Linked DNA regions of Homo sapiens: region 2 is linked to region 1. A link is a contact called in ENCODE Hi-C data. All regions are on one chromosome and are shown on one strand. Each heading gives the region's core, a stretch centred on a gene start or an enhancer-like site at or near the end of the contact. The rest is flanking DNA. Distances are from core to core; before and after follow the strand shown. Region 1 has its middle 68 kb from the start of HHEX. Region 2 overlaps R3HCC1L (R3H domain and coiled-coil containing 1 like).

Evidence for each region. A loop is a pair of places that touch in the nucleus more often than their neighbours do. Pooled maps may share reads with other maps.
Region 2: a map with no recorded cell type shows a loop between it and region 1 (18-fold over the local background). The contact joins two enhancer-like sites. A Hi-C loop is called at or near these places in 3 of 37 single-sample maps with no recorded cell type and 1 of 50 pooled maps.

Annotation. Positions count from the first base shown.
Region 1 is chr10:92,753,900-92,761,814 of GRCh38, reverse strand. No RefSeq gene overlaps it. Among named protein-coding and RNA genes, the nearest start is that of HHEX, 68 kb to the right of the region's middle. RefSeq lists cis regulatory regions at 4,276-4,768, 5,397-5,414, 4,931-5,612 and enhancers at 4,592-4,791, 5,333-5,477, 3,583-7,576. Within about 2 kb of position 3,959, at least 24 of the 41 ENCODE cell types and tissues checked have a DNase peak (open chromatin) inside an H3K27ac peak, as active enhancers do.
Region 2 is chr10:98,165,290-98,173,204 of GRCh38, reverse strand. The region is part of intron 4 of R3HCC1L (R3H domain and coiled-coil containing 1 like); the gene reads right to left. Among named protein-coding and RNA genes, the nearest start is that of R3HCC1L, 35 kb to the right of the region's middle. RefSeq lists an enhancer at 2,554-2,603. Within about 2 kb of position 4,249, at least 2 of the 41 ENCODE cell types and tissues checked have a DNase peak (open chromatin) inside an H3K27ac peak, as active enhancers do.

The DNA.
Region 1 (7,915 bases), core at 2,710-5,209:
CCCAGTCAAGGGGGTGAGCATATTCCAAATCGAAACCATGCGGCTACTCATCAAGTTAGCTGCCTGCCGCAGGCATCTTTCCATCCAAATTGGAAAGGAAAAAGTAAAAATGTCTCTGTTCAGAGTATGACTATGTACGCAGAAAAGTCTAAGGAATCTACACACACAAAAAGCTACTAAGACAAACAGCAGGATACAAAGTCAACACACAAAAATCAATTCTATTTCTAGATGCTAGCAACAAGAAATTGGAAAGGAAAAATTTTAAGTCCATATACAATAACACCCAGAAACGAAACAATTAGGAATACATCTGAAAAACAGCCGTCCAGGATTCTCTATTATTACAAATGAAAGCAAATACATTCCTCAGCCTAATAAACACCCAGCTTAGGTATCACTGTAACTGCTGTGTTCATCATGGGATAGGGAATAGGGGAAGGAGGGAAGTAGAGGGGAGTAACATTTACTTGAACTTTCATTTTGGAGTTGTAGAGAAAATAAGACTGGCTCAAGGGGCTGGGCGTGGTGGCTCATGCCTATAATCCCAGCACTTCAGGAGGCCAAGGCGGGTGGATCACCTGAGGTCAGGAATTCGAGACAAGCCTGGCCAACATAGCGAAACCCCGTCTCTACAAAAAATACAAAAATTAGCTGGGTGTGGTGGCAGGCGCCTGTAATCCCAGCTACTTGGGAGGCTGAGGCAGAAGAATTGCTTGAACCTGGGAGGCGGAGGTTGCAGTGAGCCGAGATCATGCCACTGCACTCCAGCCTGGATGACAGAGGAAAACTCCGTCTTAAAAAAAAAAAAAAAAAAAAAAAAAGCTCAAGGGAGAAGGATAAAGATCACCTAAATGATTCTGGAATGGACCTTCATGTCCATAGCCAAAATTGAGTGCCTTGGTACCCAGAAGATGCCAGCAAGACTCTGAAAGCAGAGAATGTGAACCTGAGGAGGTCTCTTAGTCTGATTAAAAGACATTTTGCTAGTTACAAAGGAGTAACTAAGATCCGTTTCTATTTCCTCTGACTGAGATTTGCTGACTCACAAGACATAAACAAAGCAAAAATACACTGTAACTGCCACCTCCCATTCTTACTCTGCCCAGTGAGAGAGAAGGGCACATCCTTGGCCCAGAAGAGATGAAGAGGGTTACAGTTTCTCATGTTTCCAGTCAGAACTCAGCATCTATCAAAAAAGGTAGATATTGTTACAGCCCTTAAGAAAACAATCTCCCTCATCTCATCTGGAGAAGTCTAGAAATTCCACCGGTGGACCCTGGCTGGCCTAACAGTGGCTACAAAGACCAGAGGCAATCCTTCTACCTTTGGCTGCCTGGAAAAGAAGGCCATGGAGCTATCCTACTTTTGGGAGCTGAGTGGTGGCATTATGACTTACTGAGAGTGGCCAGATATTATGGAGCTGGGATGCCCATGTTCAACTCATACATATAGCCTTTAAAGATACATCATTCAAAGCCAACAATCCTTATATTTTATTTTATTTTATTTTTTTGAGATGGAGTCTTGCTTTGTCACCCAGGCTGGAGTACAGTGGCACAATCTTGGCTTCCTGTAACCTCCATCTGCCGGGTTTAAGTGATTCTCCTCCCTCAACCGCCTGAGTAGCTGGGATTACAGACACATGCCATCACAGCTGGCTAATTTTTGTATTTTTATTAGAGATGGGGTTTCACTATGTTGATCAGGCTGGTCTCAAACTCCTGACCTCAAGTGATCCGCCTACCCCGGCCTCCCAGAATGCTGGGATTACAGGCATGAGCCACTGTGCCTGGCCCAATCCTTATATTTTAGGCACAGCATACAGCATTTGCCCCTAAATTCAAATTGTTGCATTACAATCAAAGTGCATGCGCCTGCTTCAACTAATTCAGGAGACGTGATAACTAAAGGGGAAATTTTTATTTAACATAGCAGATGCAGACCCAGGCACGGCGCCTCACACCTGTAATCCCAGCAATTTGAGAGGCCAAGGCAGGTGGATCACTTGAGTCCAGGAGTTCAAGACCAGCCTGGGCAACATAGCAAGACTCCTTCTCTATGAAAAATTAGCTGAGTGTGGTGGTGTGCCCCTGTGGTCCCAGCTACTTGGGAGGCTGAGGTGGGAGGATCACTAGAACCCAGGAGGTGGAAGTTGCAGTGAGCCAAGATCATGACACTGCACTCCAGCTTGGGCAACAGAGCAAGACCTTGTCTTAAAAAAAAAAAAAATAGCAGATGCATGGGCATCTTGGCTTAGAAAGGGACACGTGACCCAATCTTGGCCAATGAGACATGAGGGGCGGGGTGCTGATGTCTGCAAGGAAGCTGCTAGGAAGAATTTTACTCCATGATCAGAAGAGAAGCTTGAGAATTTGGGGGTTGGGGAATGGCTTTTTGGGTTTTGGAGGTGGTTGTTATGTGATGACTGGAACTATGGCAGCTGTCTTGAACCACAAGAGGACAAGTTGAGTAAAACATAGCAGAAAGAGTCTGTGTGCAAAATCAATAAGCCACTTCCCAGCCCTGGAATGCCCTACCTCCATCCAGACACTGTGTTTGGAATATAATAAGCAATAAATATAAGCCACCTTTTAGTAAGGATTCTGTATTTATAGGCCAAAACATCCTAACTGATGCTCAGGTCATTAAAAAGACAATTCAACTTTGTCCAACTTTTGTTCATTTGTCCAACTTTTCAATGGACAAACAATACAAACAGAAAACTCACAGAGGAGGAGATACAGGTAACTAAAACACATCTTTAAAAGATGTTCAGTTTTGTGAATAACAAAGGAAACACAAATGAAAACAAATTTTTTTGCCTATCAGCTCTATAAAATTTGCTAATACTAAGGCTGATACATGTTTGGGGAAACAAGACTTTTCTGACTTTTGGGTAGATTGCAAGCTGTTACACTGGTACTCAATTTAGCAATGCATGTTAAAATTTCAAGGGTATGTACCTTTAACCCAACAATTCTACAGAAATACACATAAGCACAAAAATGTTTGCACAAGGATGTTCAGTAGTACTGTACTGTTTGTTAAACCAAAAAAAAAAAAAAAGGCTGAAATAGTCCAAAGTCTACCAATAAGAAACTGAGTAAATAAATTATAGCACATTATTCTGTGGAATAGCCACAGCCGCTCAAAATAAGAAGGTAAATCTGTATATACTGACATTTAAATCTATACAACATATACTATGAAGGAAATCACGTAAGTTTCAGAAGAGTATGTGTACATCCCATTATCTTTTTCTTTTTTATGATGCTTTTATTGTACTGAAATAAATCTTAGAACAGCATACAACAAACAAATTATCATTAGTAGCCTTAATATGAAGGTCTGAAAATTTAAACTTTATACGTTTCTGTGCATAGGGGTGTGTGTATGTGTATGTGTAAAGAAAACACATTTATTGCTATTATAATTGGAAAAAAAGAAGTTTAATCTCATCAATCTAACAGAAAGTGCTGGTCTTCACTTAGCAGTCACAGTTATCCTAAGAGGGCTGTAGGCAAATGTCCCAATTCTATTCCTAGTCAAGGGGAAGCCCAGGATACCAGAGACACACAGGGAATCTGCGTCCTGCTTAGGATTTGAGGGTGAGGTGAAACTGACCCTGTGGCCATTAAGAGGAGTCTAAGAAACAGATCTGAGTGGCTGTGGCTATTCCACACTATCATGTGCTATTATACTAAGGGCAAAAGCTGAAAAGACAGCCTAAGAGCCCATGCCAGGGACAGAGAGGCAAAATCCAATGGATGGGAACCTGTGGCACCAACCCTAAGCCAGCAGCACTGAATGGAGGTGACTGGTGTCTCCAAAGTGATTCTCTAAACAGCTGAGGCAGAGTGTGGCTCACAGGACACCTGCCACCTCACGGTCTGGATCGGAGGAAGCTATGAAGATAGCAAGCTATCAGTGAATAACTGACGTATAAAGAAGCAATAAAGTCTCTCTGGCCAAGTGAGGCAAAAAAAAAACAGCAACAAACCCTTAGGCTGATTGCAATTTTCTATGCAAAATTGTTTCAGATTTTAAAAAAGAAAAAGAAAAACCATTTACCTTCTTAAAGCATACAATTTTTTAGGTGTAACTTAAATTTCTTTCCGGTCATAGGCCTGTGAAAGTTCGCATACTTCCTGATGCAAATCATTTTTTTAAGAGTGCCTCATTCTATTCCACTGGCTCAAAGAGATTGTACAGAATCAAGCTCTCTCCCTCTTCCTTTAACACCTGCTTTTGGTAAATGAGCATCATATGAGAGACTTGCCACAAAATGATACCCCAAACTCCTGAAGAATTGAGCTGAGAGGGAGAAGTCCGCTCCACCCTTTCTCTCTCCAGAAAACTGTCTGTCCAAAGCCTCTGGGGCAGCCAGCCATATCCTAGTGCAGCAGGGCTGGGTGAGAAGTCCTTTTTAGGCAAGGCATTAAAAAGAGTTGGCTGAGCAGATCTAAAAACCCTTGGTCAACAGGGCGGAGCCAGGCCTGAGGCAGAAGTATTACTTCACAGTTGCATTGGCTTCCTGTGGCCGCCAATAGAGGCAGCATCTGGCAGAAAGCCCACCACAGAGAAGAGGGAACTCCACGGAGAAGAAAATAGTAACGAGGCCCCAAAGGTGGAAGTACAGCCTGAGAAACTTTGCCCAGCCTGGGACTGGCTGCCCTGCCAGCTAGTCTTGCTGCTCTGCAGGGCCTGGGGCGTGGTATCCCCTCAGACTTTAAAATCCTGATATCCCTCCAATGGGGAGCACTTTTTATAAGCGCTCTTCATATATTCTTTAATCTGTGTCATTTATTCCATACCATGAAGCTATGAGGCAGGTGCTATTATTAACTTCATTTTTCAGATGGGAACACTGAAACGCAGAGGTGAAATAATTGCCCCAGGACACAGGGAAGTCAAGGTTTGAAACCCCCACATGGCCAGCCCTGAAGCCCAGACTACTGAGACCGCAGCAACTGAGTTCTCAAGTGAAAATCAAGAAGATGAGGTAAGGGTTAGTGCTACCTCCAACTGACACTGTGGATTGGGGCAATCTTGCCTCCTCCCTCATAGGTAATATTTTGGGTTTTCCTTCCTTGCACATAACCAGGCAAATGACTGCAATTCTAAAAAGATACAAATATAAAAACAAGAAGTGAAACAGTGCAGACACCTGAAACCCAAAACCCAACCATTTCTGAAAGCGCGAGCTAGCGGAGCTGCCGCACAACAGAAATAGTTGTGTCCTGTTTAGATAGGCTTTGTTTTGCTACATGGCTGCGTTTGCAGTGAAGTGATATCAAGTCCTGAGGGCCCACTCCTTTGATGAGTTAAACACACAAAGGCCTACATTTTGATGTAATCTGATAGCATGTAGCTAAGTCCTAGACAAACTGCAACTGTGAGGAAGTGATAAACCCAACTTCCTGCACAAAGCTGCCTGAGATAACACTTTCCATGGACTGGAAGGAAAAAAAAAGAGAGAGAGACATGATTGCTACAGAATTTTAAAGGAACTATTCCATTCTTAATAAATAACCTCTTTTTCATGTGGTCCCAGAAAAACGAAACAAAGCTGATTGTCATCCAATGACTCTGTCGTAATTCCACATATGATTTAATTCCGATTTTACTCAGGCAAAATCGGTCACTTGAGATTCACTTGCTTTTCTCTGTTAAGGATACTACAGTTCTAACTTGAAATCTCAGTTATCTTCTTAGCCAAGAGAATGTCTCTGAAATTTTACAAGAAGTCAGATTGAGAGAACTGAGGTTGCATTAACTGGCTCCTGGGGTTCTCACTGAGCCCCTAAAGAGGCCCATTCAGTTTGAATAAACACACATTGGAATCCTTGCCAACTTATCCAAGGGCCAATAGCTGTTTCTACAATACCAAAACAGGGTCAACGTGGCAATTTCACTAAGTGTTTATGTAGGTTGTGTCATATAGAAACAACCAATAAGAGCAGATTGTGCTGGGAATTTTCTGCGAATGCATTCATTCATTCATTTAGTAAATTTTTTTTTTTGTTTTTGAAATGAGTCTCACTTTATCACCCAGACTGGAGTACAGTGGTGCAGTCTCAGCTCACTGCAGCCTCCGCCTCCTGGGTTCAAGCTATGCTCCTCCATCTGCCTCCCAAGTAGCTGAGATTACAGGCGTCTGCCACCATGCCTGGCTAATTTTTGTATTTTTAGTAGAGACAGGGTTTCACCACGTTGGCCAGGCTGATCTCGAACTCTTGACCTCAAGTGATCTGCCTGCCTGGGCCTCCCAAAGTGCTGGGATTACAGGCGTGAGCCACCGCACCTGGCCAGTAAATATTGAGTGCTTACTACGTGCTAGGAAATGCAGTGGTAAACAAAAAAGAGATAGCCCCTGACCTCATGGACTTCCCAGTCTAGTTAGAGAAGCAGATATTAAACACGCAAATAATGTTAAGTGCTCTGAAGAGAAAGAATAGGGTGGTCCAATTTCCGTTTAGATGAGGTGGTCAGTGGAGGCCCAAATATTAATACCAGTGGAGGCCCAACTGATGATGTGGTATTCAGGCCTGAATCATCCAAACGACCAATGAATGAAGGAAGACAGCTCCAGTAGAGAAAACAGTCTATTCGCAAGTCCTGAGTTAGGAAAGAGTTTTGTGCCTTTGAGGAACTAAAGGAAAGCCTGTGTGTCCAAAATAAATTACATGAAGAGAGAGGATAGGATAGGAGGCTGGAAAGGAAGGCGGATCCAGAAAGTGCAGGGCCTGGTAGGCGTGAAGTGTGGCTTTAGACTGAGTGTGGTGGGGAAACATTGCACTAATACTGCTTGACAGGATGGGTGTGGTGGCTCACGCCTGTAATTCCAGCACTGTGGGAGGCCGAGGTGGGTGGATCATTTGAGATCAGGAGTTCGAGACCAGCCTGGCCAACATGGTGAAACCCTGTCTCTACTAAAAATACAAAAATTAGCCAAGTATGGTGGGACACGCCTGTAATCCCAGCTACTCAGGAGGCTGAGGCAGGAGAATCGCTTGAACCTGGGAGGCAGAGGTTGCAGTGAGCTGAGATCCCACCACTGCACTCCAGCCTGGGCAACAAAAGCAAGACTCTGTCTCAAAAAAAAAAAAAAAATGGCTGGGTGTGGTGGCTTACACCTGTAATCCCAGTACTTTGGGAGGCCGAGATGGGTGAATCATTTGAGGTCAGTAGTTCGAGATCAGCCTGGCCAACATAGAGAAACCCTGCCTCTACTAAAAATATAAAAATTGGCCAGGCGTGGTGGCAGGCCCCAGCTACTCGGGAGGCTGAGGCAGGAGAATTCCTTGAACCCGGGAGGCGGAGGCTGCAGTGAGCTGAGATCGTGCCACTGCACTCCAGCTTGGGCAACAGAGCGAGACTCCATCTTAATAAAAAAAAAAAAATGCTGTTGACCTCTCATCGTGTTCTGCTCCTAGATTGTTTTCTAGGCAAGGATCTCAAAAAGAATGCAGCAGTCCTAAAGGCCTTTGAGAAAAATTGTGAGATGAAATTCCTCCAGGTAATTTGGGACATCAAAGATATTCCCTTAAATTCAGTCAGTTCAGCCAAACCACACACCAGGATGGGGAAAAAAATCAGGACAATAAAAAAAATTAATCACTTGGATCACTTGTCATTTTACCATTTAAATATGATTCTAGAGTCACATGGTTCTTACATAGAGATAGGAAGTTAGCAGTCATGTGGACCAATTCTTTCTCATTTTACAAGGGAAGTAATTGAGGCCCAGAAAGCACATGGCCTTATCTCCTGGCTCCAGGCAATCTCCACCATATAAAGCTGCCTCTGAAGAACAGAAGTCAGGGCTGCCACACTTTCTTTCCCTTTCTCCTTCTCTGAGTGGGACCTAGAATTCAGAATCTGTTTCTAGATTGCTAAGTGATCTGTGGCA
Region 2 (7,915 bases), core at 3,000-5,499, 5.4 Mb before region 1:
ACTGTCCATTTTAGGGATCATCCATTTTCTTGCTTCGAATTTTTTACCCATTTCCCCATCTACATTTTCTTTCCTTTCATATTAGCACCACCAAAGAGAGAAGAAAGAAATAAGAGAATGAAAATTCCATTTCTGCAACCTAACAATCTAGGTAAAAATTTTGATTTAAGAAAAACAAGAATTTATATAAAATGAAATCAGTAAATTACCTTTACCTCATCCCTAAGTACCACAATGACAGAATTACTGTAAGTACCCAGAGTGTTAAGCAAAAAAATTCCCCACCGAAAGGGTCTGCTCAACTTGTAAAATTTTTAGTCTGGAGCTGAAAGACTATTTCTGTCTACTTGTCATCCCAAGTTTAGTCAAATTTTGTATGGGAAGTAAGCTTGGGCTACAGCCTCATACTGAATACATACTAGGCTGGCAGTGACGGGAAGGAGACTGCACTTGCTGCCACATCCCGCCAAACCCCAGTGCTGTGCTTTGTGGTCAGACTCAGGCCAGGGCTGCAATTGTTGGTTAGAAAGTATTTCAGAGTTACGGCTGCCTGTTCCGCTAAATCTCATTTCATCCTACTGATGGATGGATGGACAGATGGCTGCCTGGTGAAAGCAGCATTATCAGCCAGCTTCTATGGAGCCTCCAGATGATGGATAGCCCTCTTTCTACTTTCTCCAAACCACCATCGATCCAAGCCATATTTCAGCGGTCAGAAGCCCAGTAATATTAAGACACACAATCAAGTTAAGTTACTTGCAGTGTAAACCTCTAGAACAGAAATCCTAACACCTCAGCTTTGCTGTCATGAACCACGCTAAAAATGTTACAGTTTCATTCTTTCTAGCTGCTAACCCAATGAATTCCAACAGCTCAAGCCCAAAGGGAATAGCTGGGCTCCATTCCTAGCAGCTACTTGAAAAGCTAGTTTGCCTGCCAAATTTTTTACTAGCCAGTTCATTTCTGTGAAATGAACTCTGCAGCAGTAGTGAGCGGATCTGTGAATACGTGTATATCCCGTGGAGTGTAAAGCTATTAGAATCATCAAACAACCTAGAGTTTGTCAGTGATATAATCACTAGCCTCAAACATGTGTAGAGCCTTAGACATACCAAATAGACCTTTTCTACCAACACCAAGGATAGCGATTAAAACTAGGACAGATTAAAATTATCTTTTGAACATAATCCTAAAATGTTGTTTCTACCCAGTCAGCCTGACTGGCTTCTACTCTCTTGCATACATATTAAACATAATAGTAAGTACTAATCCTTGCCTGCTTTCACAAGCACACTTCTGAGTCCATTTGCTCTATCACATTCTAGACACTCATCTCAGCTTGTCTACCGTGCCTTTCCTTGTTCCTTCCATCTTATCATCCTGAGCTCTCAGACAGCAACTTGGACTTGTATAATCGAATGTTGTGTCAAAGTTATTTCCACTGGTGTGGCTGGAAGAAATGGATTCTGACTCCAGCTTCATGACATAGGTTCCCAGAACCTACATGCTCTCTTTTGCTAAGCTTACTTATCCCCAAATGACTTCTTCTCATAATGTTTCACTATTAACTATACCCGAAATCAGCTTGGCCTGGCTCCTCCTAGTCTTGGCCCCTCTTGATTGAACCACTGCTATCCTGAGCCTATATTCACAGAGAATTAGTTTGTATTTGTTTATGGGGCCAAAAAAATGCCACGGTGGAGCAGTAACTGTCTTTCTATTTGATGTCATGATAGTTTACTTCTTTAATATCTATGCCTTAACAACATCTAGAGCTCTGTTTCTATCAAAAAAGAACATGCTATTGTTTAAAGATACTACTTTATTAAAGTGTTGTATTAAGAATAGCACTGCCCTTCAAATAAACATTAAAGAATTTTTACAGAGCCTTGGAATTAGACTTACCGAAAGGGATTGTATAGGTCAGAATTCAACATCCTAGTTTTTCAGATAAAGATACTGAGAATTCAAAATTGTAATGTCTGTGGTTACACAGATATTAAGTGGCAATGCAAGACTGGAACCTTGGTTACAATTATAAGGGCTGTGCTCACGCTACTATATTTCTCAGACATTCTGTTTTCATCCTTGGAATTTCAGAGAGAGTGAAGGCAATGAGGGTTAAGTGTTGTGTGCATGCCTATGTGTTTTGGGGAAGGAAGGTGGCCACAAATAATTAAGTGTGGTGACCTATATACTATTGTGCTTCCCATCAAGGTTGCCCATAGGTCATCTGAAAGCTATTCACTATCTTACAGAACAAAATTGGATGAATAGCTGACAATTAGATACCTCTATTCCTTTCTTCTCCTTTCTTTAGTATCTGCCCCAGCCCTACCCAGAAAGTTTTAGAAAGATAATAAGTGAAAGCAGAATCAGAGAGCAAGAGGCTCTATGACTTAACCTAAATGAACAGAGGGTCAATGTGTCCTCTTCATTTCCAAGAATGCCACATTCTGGTCAAATACAGAGCACAACTTCAATGACTGGACTTCACCCTCTGGTGGCCAAAATGTGTCACTACTACATTTCCCAGTTTCTAAGCCACCTGCATACCTATCTTCAAATCTTATAGCTGAAGCCAGGCACAGTGGCTCACGCAGGCAATCCCAGCACTCTGGGAAGCCGAGGTGGGAGTACTGCCTGAGGCCAGGAGTTCAAGACCAGCCTGGGCAACTTAGCAAGACTCTGTCTCTAAAAAATTAAAACAAGATAAAAAATTAGCTGGGAACGGTAGCACATACCTGTAACCCTCACTACTTGGAAGGCTGAGAGGGAGGGAGACTGCTTGAGCCCATGAATTTGAGGGTGCAGTGAACTATGATTGTGACACTGTACTCCAGCCTGGGTGACAGAGCAAGACCCAGTCTCAAAACAAACCAACAAAAAGCTTATAGCTGAAAAGAGCCTTTGAAAATCATCTGGTTGAGGGATTTATCTAAGACTATTAGAGTGGTAGTAACTAAGACCAGAACCCAGATTGTCTATCAACTAAACTAGCAGTTTTACCACCATTATAGCAGTATTATCAGTTTTCCACCGAGTATATGCTCACAATATATGCTGAGCAAAGTTTAATCAGGAAGTTAATTGTGCTGAAGAAATAATCACATAATGCACATCAAATCCAAATATATTATCCACACTAATACTCATTACCATTAAGGATAAATGATCAGGGTGATTTTTCCATCCCATTCCCCCAAAAATGTGCCTCATACACTGGACAAGACTTCTACTGTGACTATTCTTGGCACAAGAAAAAAACTTCAAACAATTCCCAAAAAAAAGCACTCACTCCAAAAAAAAAAAAAAAAAAAGGTTGTGTTAGGTGAGTAATAAGGAATGACAATTCTTCGAGCTGTTAGTTTTACATATTCCCTAAGCTCATATAAAGGCTGATTTATTTGCATTAAGCAAATACATTTTAGAATAACTAGTTTTGTACACTCATTTGCAAAGCTATCTTAAACCAAGACAAAGATTCTTATCTTTCATTTTAAAAAGTCTTTTTATAGTTTCTACTTAGTTAAGAAAGAACTATTAAGCCATGCCCAAGAGAACAATGACATATTTTTCAAAATCTGCCGCGATGAACCATGTCTAATTGTGTTTTCTGTTTCATTACAGTTTAGGCCCTACAAGCAAAAGTGAAGTAGTGGTAGAGCAGTGATTTAGTAGTAGTAGAGGAAGAGAAAGAAGAATAATCAGCTACCATTTACAGAGTGCTTACTACATGACAGGGACTGTGGTAAACATTGTATATACATTATCTCATTTGGTTCCAACTATAGTACTAAGAGATAGCTATGATTATCCCAATTTTATATAGGAGAAATCTGAAGCTTAAATAACTAAAGATCACACAACTTCTAAGTGTTGGTTAGGATTTCAAAGTCCCTGCACTTAACTACTAGACTAGACTGCCTGATATTCAGCAGAATGGTCTCACAATGATGCATTAGTTTCATAAATATTCACAATTTGCTTAGAATCCATGTAACTGCAAAACAACCAAAAAGAGTTCAAAGACTGCTGCCGTAAAAGGAGAAAACCAAGTAAGATAAGAATGAAAGATCTTTAATGCTTTCATGGCATGCCTATTTCCAATAACCTTCCAGACTTAAAAAGGCTGACAATAATTCACTGTTGTCTCTGAAACTTCCTCATTCACCTTGCCTCACCCTCAAAAGCCATATGGTAAAGAACCTCACCAGGTGTCAGGAGAGGAACACCCTCTCTTCTATTCCGCATAAGAATAATCTCTATACTTCTTCCTACCAACTCCTCCAAGCATTTGAAAATGCTGCCCTTCTCTACTTTCCTTCTCCAGAGGCACATTTCAACATGGGACCACCAACCAGTGAAACTGGTAACACAGTTCTCACCCTGGCAGAAGCTCAAAGTAGAATGTAGAGTATACGTTCAAATCTTGGGTCTAAAACAGAAGAAACCTGTACATCAAATACCAACTGCAGATGGTATTTTCAGATGCAATCTTAAACAGAATATAATACAGTATTTTAATATTAGTCTGCCTCTGCCTTGGACATTTATATTTACTGCCTCTGCCTCTCTGCCTGCAGCTGGACAAAGAATACAGCTTGCACAACTGGAAGAAACATTTCATGAAAAAACTGAGTATCAAGACAACAAAAGATACAAGATACATGATTCCAGTAGGATCTTGGAGGTCCCAAAATATATAAATAAACTGGCATGAAAAGGTCTTTCTCACGACATAACACAATTCATGCCCCCAGCTTATTTTATACTACACTGGCTATAGTCGTCATGCATCAGCACCAACTGATTTCACGCTTTATAGGCTGGGAAACAGTCCGCAGCTTAGTCTTTTTCACACTCCACTGACAAGGTAACCACACAGCTCACCGACTTAACTGCTCCAAGTTTAATGTTAGCACCTATTATTGACCACCTCAAAAGGCAGTCAGATAAAAGCTTTAATATACCGAACAATGGCAATATAATATGTAATACAAAGGTAGAGAGAAAAGTTTGCTTCCTACTCTGCATATGTAACTGGCGGTAGGGGGCAGGGAGAGAAGAAAAAAACTCCCTCTTAAAACTTCTTTCCCTCAATACACATCTGGAGGTTGGTCTGCTTCTACAGTTATTTGAAATTAGTTCCTCTCCTGGGTCTATTCTGGGTTTAACTGACATCCTATAGTTGACAATAAAGGAGCTCAAATGGATAAAGCTTTGGGGGCTTTACCTCAACCTTGACATGCATTAAACTTGATTTCTTTTCCTCTTTAAGATTCACAGAGTAAAGCTAATAAACCACTGGGTAAATTTTGAAAGTAGAAGCCACCAGACTCAATCTCAGCTAAGTGTCATATATGTTATCTCATTTTATCCCAACTACAATACTAAGAGGTAGCTATTATTATCCCAACTTTACAGATGAAAAATCTGAAACTTAAGTTACTTAAGATTACACAGTTTCCAAGTGCTGGATAGGATTTCAAAGTCCGTGGATTGGATTTCAAAGTCCCTGCATCTAACTACTACTGTAAGACTAAAACACATATCTTCTAAAAATTATGTTGGGGTAAAAATGCATAGCCCAGAATGCTAGTCTGGCTACAGCCAAAGGTTCATTGTAGCAAAGCTATTTATTTTGTATGTATGTTTGTAAAAATGCATAGCACAGAACAGTTTAATTTTTAAAATACCAAATCACAGTAACAACAAAAATGAATACTTATAAATGAGGTAGAGTCTGTCTGTTAGAGAAATAGCTACAGCTCCGTATCTATCACCTCCCTCCTTGGAGCTATACCAGCAGGTGTGAAATGTGCCTGGTGAGAAACTGAGAAACCAAAAGCAAGTTTCAGGCAAAGAAAACATTAACAAGTTAATAAATTTAAGAGTTTCTCTTCTATGCAGTTTCAAAGTTTATTCATTAGAGTTCCAAGAATAACAAATAATTACAATACAGTAAAATCTTCAAAGCAACGTTACTTTAAGGAACAGAATGCCTGTACACAGGGCTACAGAAGGCTTTCAAGAAGAATCATGTCCTGAACGAACATGGCTCAGGTATTTAAACTGAATTCTTATCTAGTATTCTTATGATACAAAGAGAAAGATAATTGTTAAAGATGGGTAAAAGCTAACAATAGGCAATGGCATTTTTTTTTTACCATCAAATACTTATTAAGTGCACATATTGTATTGACATCACTGCTGGGGTAGTAGAAATTATAAAGTAGGGGTCAGGCGCGGTGGCTCACGCCTGTAATCCCAGCACTTTGGGAGGCTGAGGTGGGCAGATCAGGAGGTCAGGAGATCGAGACCATCCTGGCTAACACGGTGAAACCCCATTTCTACTAAAAATACAAAAAATTAGCCAGGCATGGTGGCACGCACCTGTAGTCCCAGCTACTCGGGAGGCTGAGGCAGGAGAATCGCTTGAACCTGGGAGGCAGAAGTTGCAGTAAGCCGAGAGAGTAAAAATGAAGCTTCCCCTTAAGATGTCTCTACCTAATTGGAAAGATTGTTTTAATGTTGTTTTAAGGGAATATATGTCTCTAACTACCAAATAAAGAGAAAAGCAGTAAATGATAGAAACCAGAGGAGAAAAATATCACTAAGGGCTTGGAATGGGTGAGGAAAATGTCATAAAGTGGGTGGAACTGAGGCTAGGCCTTTAGAAACAGATTTAGAAGTTCAGACACAGAACTGAGGGGAGATATTACAAGTGGAAAGAATAGACTCAACATGTGAAGACGCAAAAAGTCAGAGTGTTATTTTGGAGACTTACAGAAACTGGTTGTCTTAGTTCATGCTGCTATAACAAAGTACCACAGACTGGGTGGCTTAAAAACAACAAAAATTTCTCACAATTCTAATAGCTAGAAGTCCAAGATCAGGGTGCCAGCATGGCCTGGTTCCGGAGCAGGCCCTCTTCCAGGTTGCAGTAGGTTGATTTCCCATTGTATTCTCATACAGCAGAAACAGAGCAAGCTAGCTCCCTGGCTTCTTCTTGGTTTGTTTGTTTGATTTTTGAGACAGAGTTTTCACTCTTGCTGCCCAGACTGCAGTGCAATGGTACAGTCCTAGCTCACTGCAACCTCCACCTCCGGGTTCAAGTGATTCTCCTGCCTCAGCTTCCCAAGCAGCTGGGATTACAGGCATGTGCCACCAGGCCAGCTAATTTTTTGTATTTAGTAGAGATGGGGTTTCACCATGTTGGTCAGGCTGGTTTCGAACTCCTGACCTCAGGTGAGCCACCCGCCTTGGCCTCCCAAAGTGCTGGGATTACAGGCATGAGCCATCGCACCTGGTCCCTGGCTTCTTCCTATAGGGGAAGCCATGTCATTCATGAGGGCTCCACCTTCATGACTAAATTACATCCCAAAGGCCCCACCTCCAACACCATCACATTGGGGACCAGATTTCAACATATGAGTTTAGGGGGAACACAAACATTCAGTCCCCAATATTAGTCTGGCTACAGCCAAAGGTTCATTGTAGCAAAGCTATTTACTTTGTATAACTATTCTCATACTGAAAGAAAGAACTGAACCATAACTTGCCCACATTAAATTCCACTCCACAATCCAAATAATATCCAGAAATTCTTGTCTTTGATGTCTGACAATGCTTGCTATAAAAACAGTAACAGCGGATAGCATACGTATCAAATCAATCCAATAAATAAATAACAAGATGTACATTTGTCTGAGATAAAGGCCTAGCCATTGTGGATCTAAATATGGTAACTGGCCTTACTACTACTATAATAATTCCTGGAAAAGATAAGCCCTATCCCCATTACCCTTACCTTTATAGTTTCATTTCCTGGTATGATGTGGTATTTCTAGTCTCCTCAAAAGTTTTAATTCCATCCAACCCATACTTTCATCAATAGAACATAGAACCTTAC